Linked DNA regions of Homo sapiens: region 2 is linked to region 1. The links are chromatin loops, found by intact Hi-C in ENCODE. Cell type or tissue: dorsolateral prefrontal cortex. All regions are shown on one strand. Each heading gives the region's core, and the rest is flanking DNA. Links, peaks and the distances in the headings are about the cores only.

Region 1 (5,378 bases), core at 288-5,287:
TCTTTACATAAAAGATGAAAATTATTGCTCGCTCCTCTCTCTCTCTATGTGTGTGTAAATATATGTATACCTATATGTACATATATGTACCTATATTTTTATCTATCTAATATCCACACATCACAAAACATGATGCAAGTTGATAACCACTGATTATGTAAAAATATGAGTGTATACAGAAAACTAAACAAAATAGCTTTCTAACTTATACAGAACATTTTCTTTTGCAATTCAAGTATTATTTTCTTTCAGCATAACTCAGCAGACTTAGGCATTTGCAGATTCCACTCAGAGTAATGGAAGAAAGTGCGGTGGAAGGAAACATCTATCAAGTGCCTGTTTTAAGCTATTCACCAAGATAAGGGCTTCCACAGTTTACATACACTTGGTAACAACCCTGACGGATGTTAGACAAAATCTCTATTTTTTTTTTACAGTTCAGATAATTTTTGTCCCAGTAAACAATTCATAAAAGTTGTCACTGAAAACAATAGATAAAAATACTCACAAATAAAAATACTCTCACCAATGAATCCTCACCCTAAACTCACATGAGCACTGCCAACATTTTTATAGATCTATTTAGAGACTCACCAACATATTTGGAAAACAAAGTGTTCTATAGATATTAGTCAATACAAGTAAAAGTAGTTACTCTGAGAAATAATAGGTACAGATTCAACTTCGTCCCACATAAAATATGGCCTCCTTTTTCATGCTCACTTTCACATCTGTGATTTATACGTACATCGCTCTCCCAGATTGCTAATGCCTGGGCTGCTTTTAGCCTCCAGTTTGCCTCTTTCCAAACTTACAGAGCAGTCTTTCTGTCATAGAAAGCTAACCATGCCACTCACCTGATTCAATGATTTCAATTTCTGTAAAGTAAAATTAAAATTTTTTATCTCAGTGTAAATGGTTATCCATGACTTTCCTTTTGCTTAACTGAGCTATCATTTTCTTCGTAGTTTCTTCCATATAACCAACATTTAAATCTTATTAAAACCCATCTATATTTTTTAGATTATTATCCTTTCTCACACTCTCCCCCTCTGTGATACTTTACCTAACTCTCTATAATCCTTCAAGATTCCAATACTTTATGAATTTCCCTTGACTCCTTAAAGTGGTATTTTCTTATTTCTCTGTAATCCTTGACTCAGTCATAGTTCTTTTCACTTGGTATTTTCGTTGTTTTGTTATACCTTGCGTATTGTACCTCTATTTTAGTTTGCATGTTTTGGATTATATCTGGCAAAGAGGACTATTGATATGTGTAATTAAATAGCTTCCTGGAAAAGAACTCTACTTTGGGTAATGAGTTAGATAAAGCAAAAATTCTTCATTGTCAGAAAAAATATAGTGATTTTCTGCTTCTGTTTCTTTCTCTGCCTCTCATATACATGCTCCATCCTTCTGTCCATATGCTAATCTCTGCAGATTGCATCTCTCAGGCTTAGTTTTCAGCAGACTTCAAGTTAAGTTTGACAAAAAGGAGGCATCAAAAGAAGATAAAGGGGAAGAAGAGTATAGAGGACTGGAGTATTTTGTCCTTGTTTTCCTCCTGTTGTCCCTTTTGGGTGTTATTAACTTCCACTGTTGCAAGTCTTTGTGATGAATTCTCTTTTCCTGCCAGGATCCTGGCTTTTAATCACACAAATGTATTGCATGGTTTAGTGATTGTTAGAAGAGTGTATTAGAAAATTGAGAGCAGAAAGACAACTCAACATTGTGAGGAGTATTTCACCAAAACTCAGTAAAATTTGTATAGCTTTACATGTTACACTTAAGCCTATGATACATTTTGATGATACAACTTTTTCTATCACTTTAGTTTTGATTTACCTTTGCTAATGTGTTTAAGTGTTTGTATAGATTTCTTAATGCTTGTTCTAGTGTTTCTATGCATGCACTTATCGTAGCCTATTGACATCAATGTATAGAAAACTTACTTTAATTTAGATCTATTTAATCTCCCATTTTCAAAATTCACAGTTTTCTTAAATATGTTCTCTGCATACATTGAGCCCCGTATCAATTGAGTTATAAATTCTGTTTCCACCATTAAATCTGATTAAGAAACTCATGAAATGAAGGATAGTCTATATGTTTACCCACATTGTTATACATTGTTTTATCCTTGTCTGAAGTTTCTACTCTTTTGTTACCACTTTATTTCCATTGGGAAAATTCTTTTTGCATGCCCTAAGGGTAGATCCTATGGTGGAAAAATTTCTTAGTTTTTCTTTGAGAATGGCTTTCTTTTTTTGACCTCTAAAGGATAGCTTCACCTGACAGAAGATTTACTTTGGCAATTGTCTTAATTTGAAGGTTAAAAATGTGTTCCACTATTTGCTTTTGGTCTCAATGGTTTTGGATGAGAAGTGGGCTGTCATTTGAAGTTACATTCCTCTAGAGATTATGTGTTGCTTCTCTCTGGTTTTCTTAAGGTTTTTTTTTCCTATAGTTTTTATAAGTATAATTTTTGTCTGTCTTGTTAAAGGTTTCATTTGTTTGTTTTTAATCATCTTTGGGGTTTGCTCAGCTTCTTAAGTATGTGGGTTCATGTCTTAAGTTTGGGTGTTTTCAGATATTATTTCTTCAAATGTTTGTCCTGCCCTTTCATTTTTCCCTCTCCTTCTGGGACCGCAATGATATGGATGCTAAATCTTTTGTTACTCTTTTACATATCATTTACACTCTGTGTATTTTTAAAGTCGATTTCTCTGTGTTGTTAAGATCGAGCAAACACTATTGATAAGTCTTCTAGTTCACTAATTCTGTTCTCTGCCATCATCTCCATTCTACGATCAAACTCATCTAGCAAGGTTTTTATTTCAATTATTTCATGTTTCTGTTCTATGATACCTGATAGAGTCATTTCATGGTTGTATATGTTAAATGATGTTCAGGATATTTAGGTGTACTTTGTGGAAGAAGTGGGTGAGGAGGTAATAGTAGAAACCAGAAAAATAAATCTACATCAACTTTTCCCAAAGTCAGAAGTCTAATTTTGACTTTTTAAAGTTTCAAAATTAGCTGCAAAAAGATCTTTTCTGCTAAAAATACTACATTATACATTTAACTACAGAAGTTAGAATTATTATTGCAAACAGTATACTTCTCTTCCCCTCTGCTTTATTTCTAAACATCAAATGATGGAAATAAAGTAGAAATATAGATATGGATATAACACCTTTACCTTAATCTTTTATAGTTGTGATATATATAGAACTCATGTGAAGTGTTATTCTTATGGCTCCACAGTTGATAGGCACCCAGAGTTTCCAGAAAAGTAAAATCACTTTATCAGTTTCATAAATAAAATTTCACCAAACTTATTTCTATATGGCTTCTCAAAACCTATGGCATGGATATTCATTCATATGATAACATAACAAGGGCTCTGAGGATACAGTTTTTGTGATTCTCTTTTATTAAACATCAAAAAGTGTAAAGTGGAAGGTTTATGGTGAAGACTCATGTAATGTAATTTACCATTACCATCTAACCTCTCTCTCTCTTTCTCTCTCTCTCTCTCAAACACACACACACATTTTCAAAAGACACTCTATAAAAGATTTAGGCTATCATGCAAGTTTTATATCAGCAAATTCACTAATGGCTTTTACCAGTGAATCCCTCAGGAGTGCATCTGCCTTTTAAATGTCAAAAAACAGCTCTTAAACTTCGACAAAGTAGAAATTTGGTGTGAAAAGTCTAAGCAAAAGTTGAAATAATATGTTTTAAAAAATATTGGCCCTAACAGTTCAACAACCTTACTCTTCTATGGTAAGTTAAACAGAGCTCGGTGTTGTAACCCACATTGACCATACAGCAGCTTACTACATATCAAGATGTATGACAGCATATTTGTCACATAGTCTCAAAAGAAATTTTAAAAAGACTATACTAAATTTTATCCTACCAACTTCCTTCCTTATTAACATGTTTTCCAAGCCAGATGTTATTTTTGCATATTCAGAGTCACATTGTATTGTAAAATATAAAAGTAGAGATTCTCTCAAGATAACCTATTTGTTATAATCCCAGTTATTTTATAAAATGAAAAAAAGAAAGAAAAAAAGAAGAGTCTTTAAATCTCTGTATCTCAATAGTGATTTTGAGTCAGTGTTGTGAGATATTAAACAAATGCAGGGTTTAACATTTGGCATATGTTTTCCAAAATATCTAACTCATTTCATTTAAAAACTAAATCTATAAGGTGTGTGCTATTATTTTCACCACTTTAAGCACAAAGATATAAATACACAACAATAAATTGTCTTTGGTCTTGTTGCTAGTAAGTGGAAAAGCTGGGAATTGAACCCAACTAAGCCTTCACTCCCACCATAACATTCATAATCTATTTTCCTTATCTTGATCCTATTGTTCTGAACCATTAAAAAATCACAGATTTTATCCTTGTGATGAGGAGTCACTGAGGAGTCACAGACTTTTATTTTTTATACAAAATTCAATTGCATTTTCTGCAACTATTTTGATTAAGAAGTTTTCAAATGGCCCAAATCCTTTTGACTAGAATTCATCTTCATTACATTAGTGTGATTTATGGCTGTAATTTCATGGGAGCTGACTCATTGTTGTATCCTAATGATACTCTTTGGCTGTGGGCATTTAAAAGTGCAATGACTTCTCCATTCTTACCTCACTTGATCTTTTCCCAAACTCCAGTGTATCATTAGAGAGGATCATGCAAATATTTTTAAGTGATTATTTTCAAATCAGTTTTTAGTAAACATTATTTTTACTTGAGATCAGTTTTCTCAGTATTTATTTATTTATTCATTCATTCATTCATTTTTTGAGATGGAGTCTCATTCTCTCTCCCAGGCTGGAGTGCACTGGCACAATCTCAGCTCTCTGCAACCTCCACCTCCGAGGCTCAAGCGATACTCCCACCTCATCCTCTTGAGTAGCTGGGACTACAGGCATGTTCCACCATGTCCAGCTATTAGTATTATTTAATGAGCTATTCAGTTGAACTGTTATTTATTCAGTAAATCACTTAATCAACAATTCATTATTGAATATCTACAATACCTTCAAAAAGACACCAGCCAATTATAGGCCATTAAATAATTTAGGAAAATAAAAAATTAAGTATGCTAGATTGTAATAAGAGCAATGATAAATATGGAAGAGCTCTTGCATAAGAACCTGTAGTCCTGACTGAATAGAGGATAGCAATAATTTTTCTATAGACATCTATGTGTTGACATCTCGCTCTCATCTCTCTCTTCTTTCTCTTTTTCCCCCTCCTTATTCCATTTTCATACTACTATAAAGCACTGCATGGGACTGGGTAATTCATAAAGGAAAGAGCTCTCATTAACTCACAGTTCAGCATGGCTGGG
Region 2 (5,378 bases), core at 135-5,134, 870 kb before region 1:
CCACCTGTGGGAGCACTTCATGGCTAATCTTCACACAGCTTGGACTGTGGCTGTAGGACTCCTGACTGCCCGATGGTGACACTGAGGTTTCATAGAGCACTGTTGTATCCTAGCCCTGCCTGCTGTGGCCACCCCCCCAACCCCTGGCTGTCGGAAAGACTGGAGGTGGCACCTCGGGGACTTCCCCCACCCCTCTTGTGACGCACAGGAAACTCTCTGTCAGCCAACCCATGGCCCAGCGCCCAAAGGGAGCAAAGTTCTCAGTTGGCCCGTGTGAGGAGAAGGCCGGGGCAGCGGAGGCTTCCGGCGGTGAGTCAGCGGGCACTGGGTGCTGACTCACCCGCTGGGCATGCCAGCCGGCTGCCTACAGCTTAAAGGGGCGATGCCTGCCAGCCTGGTGGGTGGGGAGGGGGTTACGTGTCCTGCAGGTGGCACCTAGCCCTGAGCTGGGGCACTGGAGGTGGCCCCTTCCTGGGCCTCGGACTGGGCTGGGAACCCCTGGGCAGGCCCTCTGTGCCCCACCCAGGAACTTCCTCTATTAGGCAAGGGGCTCTGCTTCCTCTTGCTCACAGAGCAGGAGCAGGTGGCAGTGACTGTTTACCACCCTTGGCCCAGGGGACACCTCAGGTTCAGCTGTGCAGCTGGGACTCAGGGAGGGTGAGGAGCAGAGGTGGTGCAGGGTCGGCTGGGGTGGGACCCGGCCTGAGCTCCTGGAAGATGGTGATGTGGAGAGGCTAAGACCTCAGTTTCCAGAGCCTGACTGCCTGGGTCCAAACCCCAGCTCTGTCCCTTTTGCGATGTGACGTGGGACAAGTTGCATCTGGTCCACTCTCTGCACTCTGTAAATGATTTCTGTCCCCTGGGCATGGCCCAGCTCTCAGAGGAGAAGCTTCCATTTCCTCATCTGCAGACTGAGAATGGGGACCCTGCTTGTCTGGATGTAGACAGTTCCATTCCACACTTGCTAAGTGTCAGGCACAAGTCATAGTGAGACTGCCCTCTGCCTGCAGAGAACCCAGCCGAGGCATGCCTCTGTCAGGCAGGAAGCCGGGGGTCCTGGGCTCTGCTGGGATGGCCCTGGGTTCGAATCCTGGCTCCACTACTTCCTTACCTGGGCAAGTCTTGTGCCCTCTTTAGCCCTCAGTCTCCTCTTCTGTAAAGTGGGAGTAAACATGCTCCCTTGCAGGGTAGTGGTCGAGATTGAAGATAGCATTTGTTAAGTGAATGGCACCTGTTATTATTTTATTATTGTTACTTTTGTGGGTGTAGTTCATTGGTAGGTGGATAAACAGTAGCAGGGCTTCGTGACAATGTGCTCGTAGGCGCTGTGACATGAGGCCTCTTGGCTGTAGGGTCCTTTCACGCAGGCCAGAATTTACCAGGCTTTAGGGCCTCTTAACCCACTGGTCCCCAACGTGGGGCTGGGGACTGCCCCTGGCCTCCTGGGCCTCCCTTGGGAGGGTGAGTGGGGAACAGAGAGCTGGGGCCTGCTCCTGCAGGCCTGCCCTGCCCCTGGCTTTGGCATGCAGCATTAACAGGACGAATATGGGGAAGGTGGGGTGGGACTGGGAATTAGAACTCAGGCCCCTGGGCCAGCCCGGGAAGCAAGAGGGCCTGGGGTCATGGTTCTAGGGGCTCAGTCCTGAGTCAGGGGTGTTGGGGGGTGGTGGGCCAAGCTGAGGGGAGCAACTGGGTGCCAGTGTCTTGGGAGGGTCCCAGAGGAGGGCTGCTGGGCAGCAGCATGGAGGACACAGCATTGTGGCAGGGCCCCACGACTGATGCCCACATGCCGTCCACGCCTGCCCTTGTCCGCGCCTCCTGGCGCTGCCCACCTCCATCAGGCCTGTGTGCCCAGTGGCTTCTGCAGATGCCTCCCCGAAGCAGTGGCCCTGGAAACCTCAAACAGCCTCTTGCCAGGGGCATGAAGGCCATACAGGGCCAGGGGAGGCAGAAGCAGTTTGTTGGGCCCCTTGCAGCTTCCAGATACCAAGCCTGACTGCGGCAGCTCCAGAGAGGGCCCCAGACTTTCTTCCCCTGACCCCAGTCCTGGGCACATGTCCTTGTCACCTCCCTGCCCTGCACTCCAGGGCCACCTTCCCTGGTTTCTCTGGGGAGGCCATGTCCAGCTGTCCCTCTCCCAGCTGGTCCCCTGCCCAGGGTGGCCGGCACCACCTCCTGCCATGTGGCCCATGGCCGGGATTGCACCTGGCTCTGCTGACACCTCCTGGCGGCTATATCGAGTGCCCTGACTGTCCTTGCCTGCATCACTGTGCTGATGCCCCCAAGGGCTTCCAAGGCCCGTCCCAAGGTTTACATGTGCCAGTGTGTGCGGTGATGCGGTGACAGGCCAGGGGGCTGCCTCACTGGGGCAGGGCTGCGAGGGGCTGTGGATGCCAGCGGTGTGTTCAGACCTAATCAGGAGGTGTGTGGGGGCTGGGGAGCACTGCTGCCTGGGAGGGTTGCTTTGGCGGTGTCAGTTGGCAGCTGAGGCACACGTTGGAGGCCTGCCCAGGACGGCTCTGGGTATGGGGATGGAGACAGCTCCCATCCCCTTGTCATTCTGCTCTTGCCTGGCTTAGCCTTCTGGTCAACCCATAGCCTCCTGCCGTTGGCATGGCACACGGCATCCCGGATGGCTGGGGCAGACCCCAGGGTGGCGCGGGCAGACACTCGTTGGGAAAGTCTGCAGGGACTTCCAGGTGGCAGGGCTGGTTCTAGGCCAGCTCCCTACCTACCTCTCAGGGCTGCTGTTGAGGGTGAATGAGACCTGGCAAGTCCAGGGAGCCCCTAGGTACCAGACAGCACTGAATTTGAACCTGATGTCTGTGCTAGCATTTCCATCACCAAGAACCCCGTTTTTGGTATGTCTCATCATCAATCCCATGCTTTGTAAGATTTTAATAGTAATGATAAATCCCAGCCTTTGGGAGGCCGAGACAGGAGGATCATTTGAGGGCAGGAGTTCACAACCAGCCTGGGCAACATAGGGAGAGCTCATCTCTACAAAAAACATAAAAGATTAGCTGGGCATGGTGGCACACGTCTGTAGTCTCAGCTACTCAGGAGGCAGAGGTGGGAGGATCGTTTGTGCCTGGGAGGTTGAGGCTGCAATGAGTGCCACAGCACTCCAGCCTGGGTGACAGAGTGAGACCCTGTCTGTTTAAAAAAAATAGAAGTAGGCCAGGCACGGTGGCTCACGCCTGTAATCCCAGCACTTTGGGAGGCCGAGGCGGGTGGATCATGAGGTCAGGAGCTCGAGACCATCCTGTCTAACACGGTAAAACCCCGTCTCTACTAAAAACACACAAAAAATTAACCGGGCGTGGTGGCAGGTGTCTGTAGTCCCAGCTACTCGGGAGGCTGAGGCAGGAGAATGGCATGAACCCGGGAGGCGGAGCTTGCAGTGAGCCGGGATCGCACCACTGCACTCCAGCCTGGGCAATAGAGAGAGAATCGTCTCAAAAATAAATACAATACAATCAATACAATAGAATACAATACAATAGAATACAATACAATAGAATACAATACAATAGAATACAATAGAATACAGTACAATACAATACAACACAACACAACACAACACAACACAACACGTAGTGATAACAGTGAAGCACAGATGGCGTTTGTTCAGGTTTGTTTTCCGTTCTGCAGGAGCAGCAGCACTGGCCTGTCGACAGTGCAGGTGGCTGGCAATGGCCTTGCTGACCTCGAGCCGGGCCCACGTGGGGACCTTTGGAGCACAGCCTACGATCCTGGTGCAAGGAATGTCCCATTCTTCTGATGCTCTGGGAGGGCTGAGCATCACTTGTGGGTCCCCCTGCCCTGTCATGGCCTCTTAAAGCCTGAGCATGGGGCCTGCCCCACAGTGTGGGAGCCTGGGGCCAGAGTCCCACCGATCTGACCCCTTTTGTGCTGGGGATTTTGTGTGCATGGACTTGTTTGGTCTTCACGGCTACCCAGCAACCTGGGTGTGTTGTCATCAACCCCATCTTAGGAGTGAGTAAACTGAGGCCTGGTGGGATAGTGACCTGCTCAAGGTCACGAAGGACTGTCCTGGGAGCATGGCTTTGTCTTTACAACTCCGGACCCTTGCTCATCCTTTCCCAGAGGTCATGGCCCCTTCACCCGTTCATAGGACGTCAAAGGAGGAAACCGAGGCTTGCACAGAGAGGGAGTGTGGCTCGCCCCCAGGCTGGCACGGGCCGACGCTGTGGTGGTTTCTCCACTGAGGTGCGGGGAAGGCAGGAGCTGGGACCCAGGCTGGGGGCCTGACTCTGCTGCTGCCCTGGTGCGTCACCTCAGGCGTGTCCTGGGGCCCCTGGTGTCAGCATCTGCACTGGACAGTCTCTGGGGCACCCTCCAGCCTGAGCAGCCTGCTGCGGGGGCTGTACTGTGCTCAGTGAGCCTGGCTGCCCCTTCAGACAGAGGAGAGTGCTGGGGCTGGCTTCAAGCAGGCCTCTTTGTTTCTTCTTTTCTTTAAATTGCCTGCACTTGAGTAGCCTTTATCACACAGTGCAGGAATCTCAAAGGGACAAAAAGGCAGTCTCTTGTTTCTCCTCGGAATACTCTGCACACTCCAGCATTTTCTTTCCTTCTTCTTCTCATTTTTTTTTTTTGAGACAGTGTCTTGCTCTGTTGCCCAGTGGCACAGTCATGGCTCACCACAGCTCAGACGATCCTCCCACCTCAGCCTCCCAGGTAACTGGGACTACAGGCACGCACCACCACGCCCACTACATTTTTGTTTTGTTTTATTTTTTGTAGAGACAGGATTTTGTCATGTTGCCCAGGCTAGTATTGAACTCCTGAGCTCAAGGAATCCACCCACCTTGGCCTCCCAAAGTGCTGGGATTACAGGCATGTGCTAATTTTTGTATTTTTAGTAGAGACAGGGTTTCACCATGTTGGCCAGGCTGGTCTCAAACTCCTGACCTCAAGTAATCCTTCTGCCTTGGCCTCCCAAAGTGCTGGGATTACAGGCGTGAGCCACCTCACATGGTCTGACCGGCATTTTCTTTCTCACACTGCTGTACTCCTGCTGCTCTTGGCTCTTCCTGTCCCTGGGAGGCCACTCCTCGCATCCTGCTGAGGACCTGCAGGATCCTCACCAATTCCATGTGCCAGCCTTTTGATTCTATAAACCCTGGGCCTCAGTTTCCCCATCTGCAGCATGGAGATCACATTAGTACCTGCCTCAAGGGGTTGCTGAGAGGATCAAATGAGATGTAATGAAAGAAATTTGCATAGGCCAGGCACGCAGAGGACACCCCAGGACACCCCAGCACATAGTAGGTATTCACTAAATGTTAGTGGGTGTTGTAGTGTGGGGGTAAGCTGCTCAACGTGGAATTTCTGGATGCAGAAGAATGGGCATT

Evidence for each region. A loop is a pair of places that touch in the nucleus more often than their neighbours do. Peaks named below come from ENCODE experiments on the same cell type or tissue, not always from the same donor. Only the 100,000 strongest peaks of a DNase experiment are listed, where the experiment ranks them.
Region 2: it touches region 1 in a loop (8-fold over the local background); 1 of 110 quality-filtered maps calls a loop at or near these places.

The regions. Positions count from the first base shown.
Region 1 is chr17:22,162,021-22,167,398 of GRCh38, forward strand. It overlaps the pseudogene UBBP4. Among named protein-coding and RNA genes, the nearest start is that of LINC02002, 100 kb to the right of the region's middle. In dorsolateral prefrontal cortex, for the core only: no CTCF peak of the experiment used is centred there; no DNase peak of the experiment used is centred there.
Region 2 is chr17:21,287,783-21,293,160 of GRCh38, forward strand. The region is part of intron 1 of MAP2K3 (mitogen-activated protein kinase kinase 3); the gene reads left to right. Among named protein-coding and RNA genes, the nearest start is that of MAP2K3, 5.8 kb to the left of the region's middle. RefSeq lists enhancers at 1-977, 1-444, 288-377. In dorsolateral prefrontal cortex, for the core only: no CTCF peak of the experiment used is centred there; DNase peaks (open chromatin) are centred at 269, 2,494 and 3,960; H3K4me3 peaks cover 786 bases; H3K27ac peaks cover 2,025 bases; H3K27me3 peaks cover 644 bases.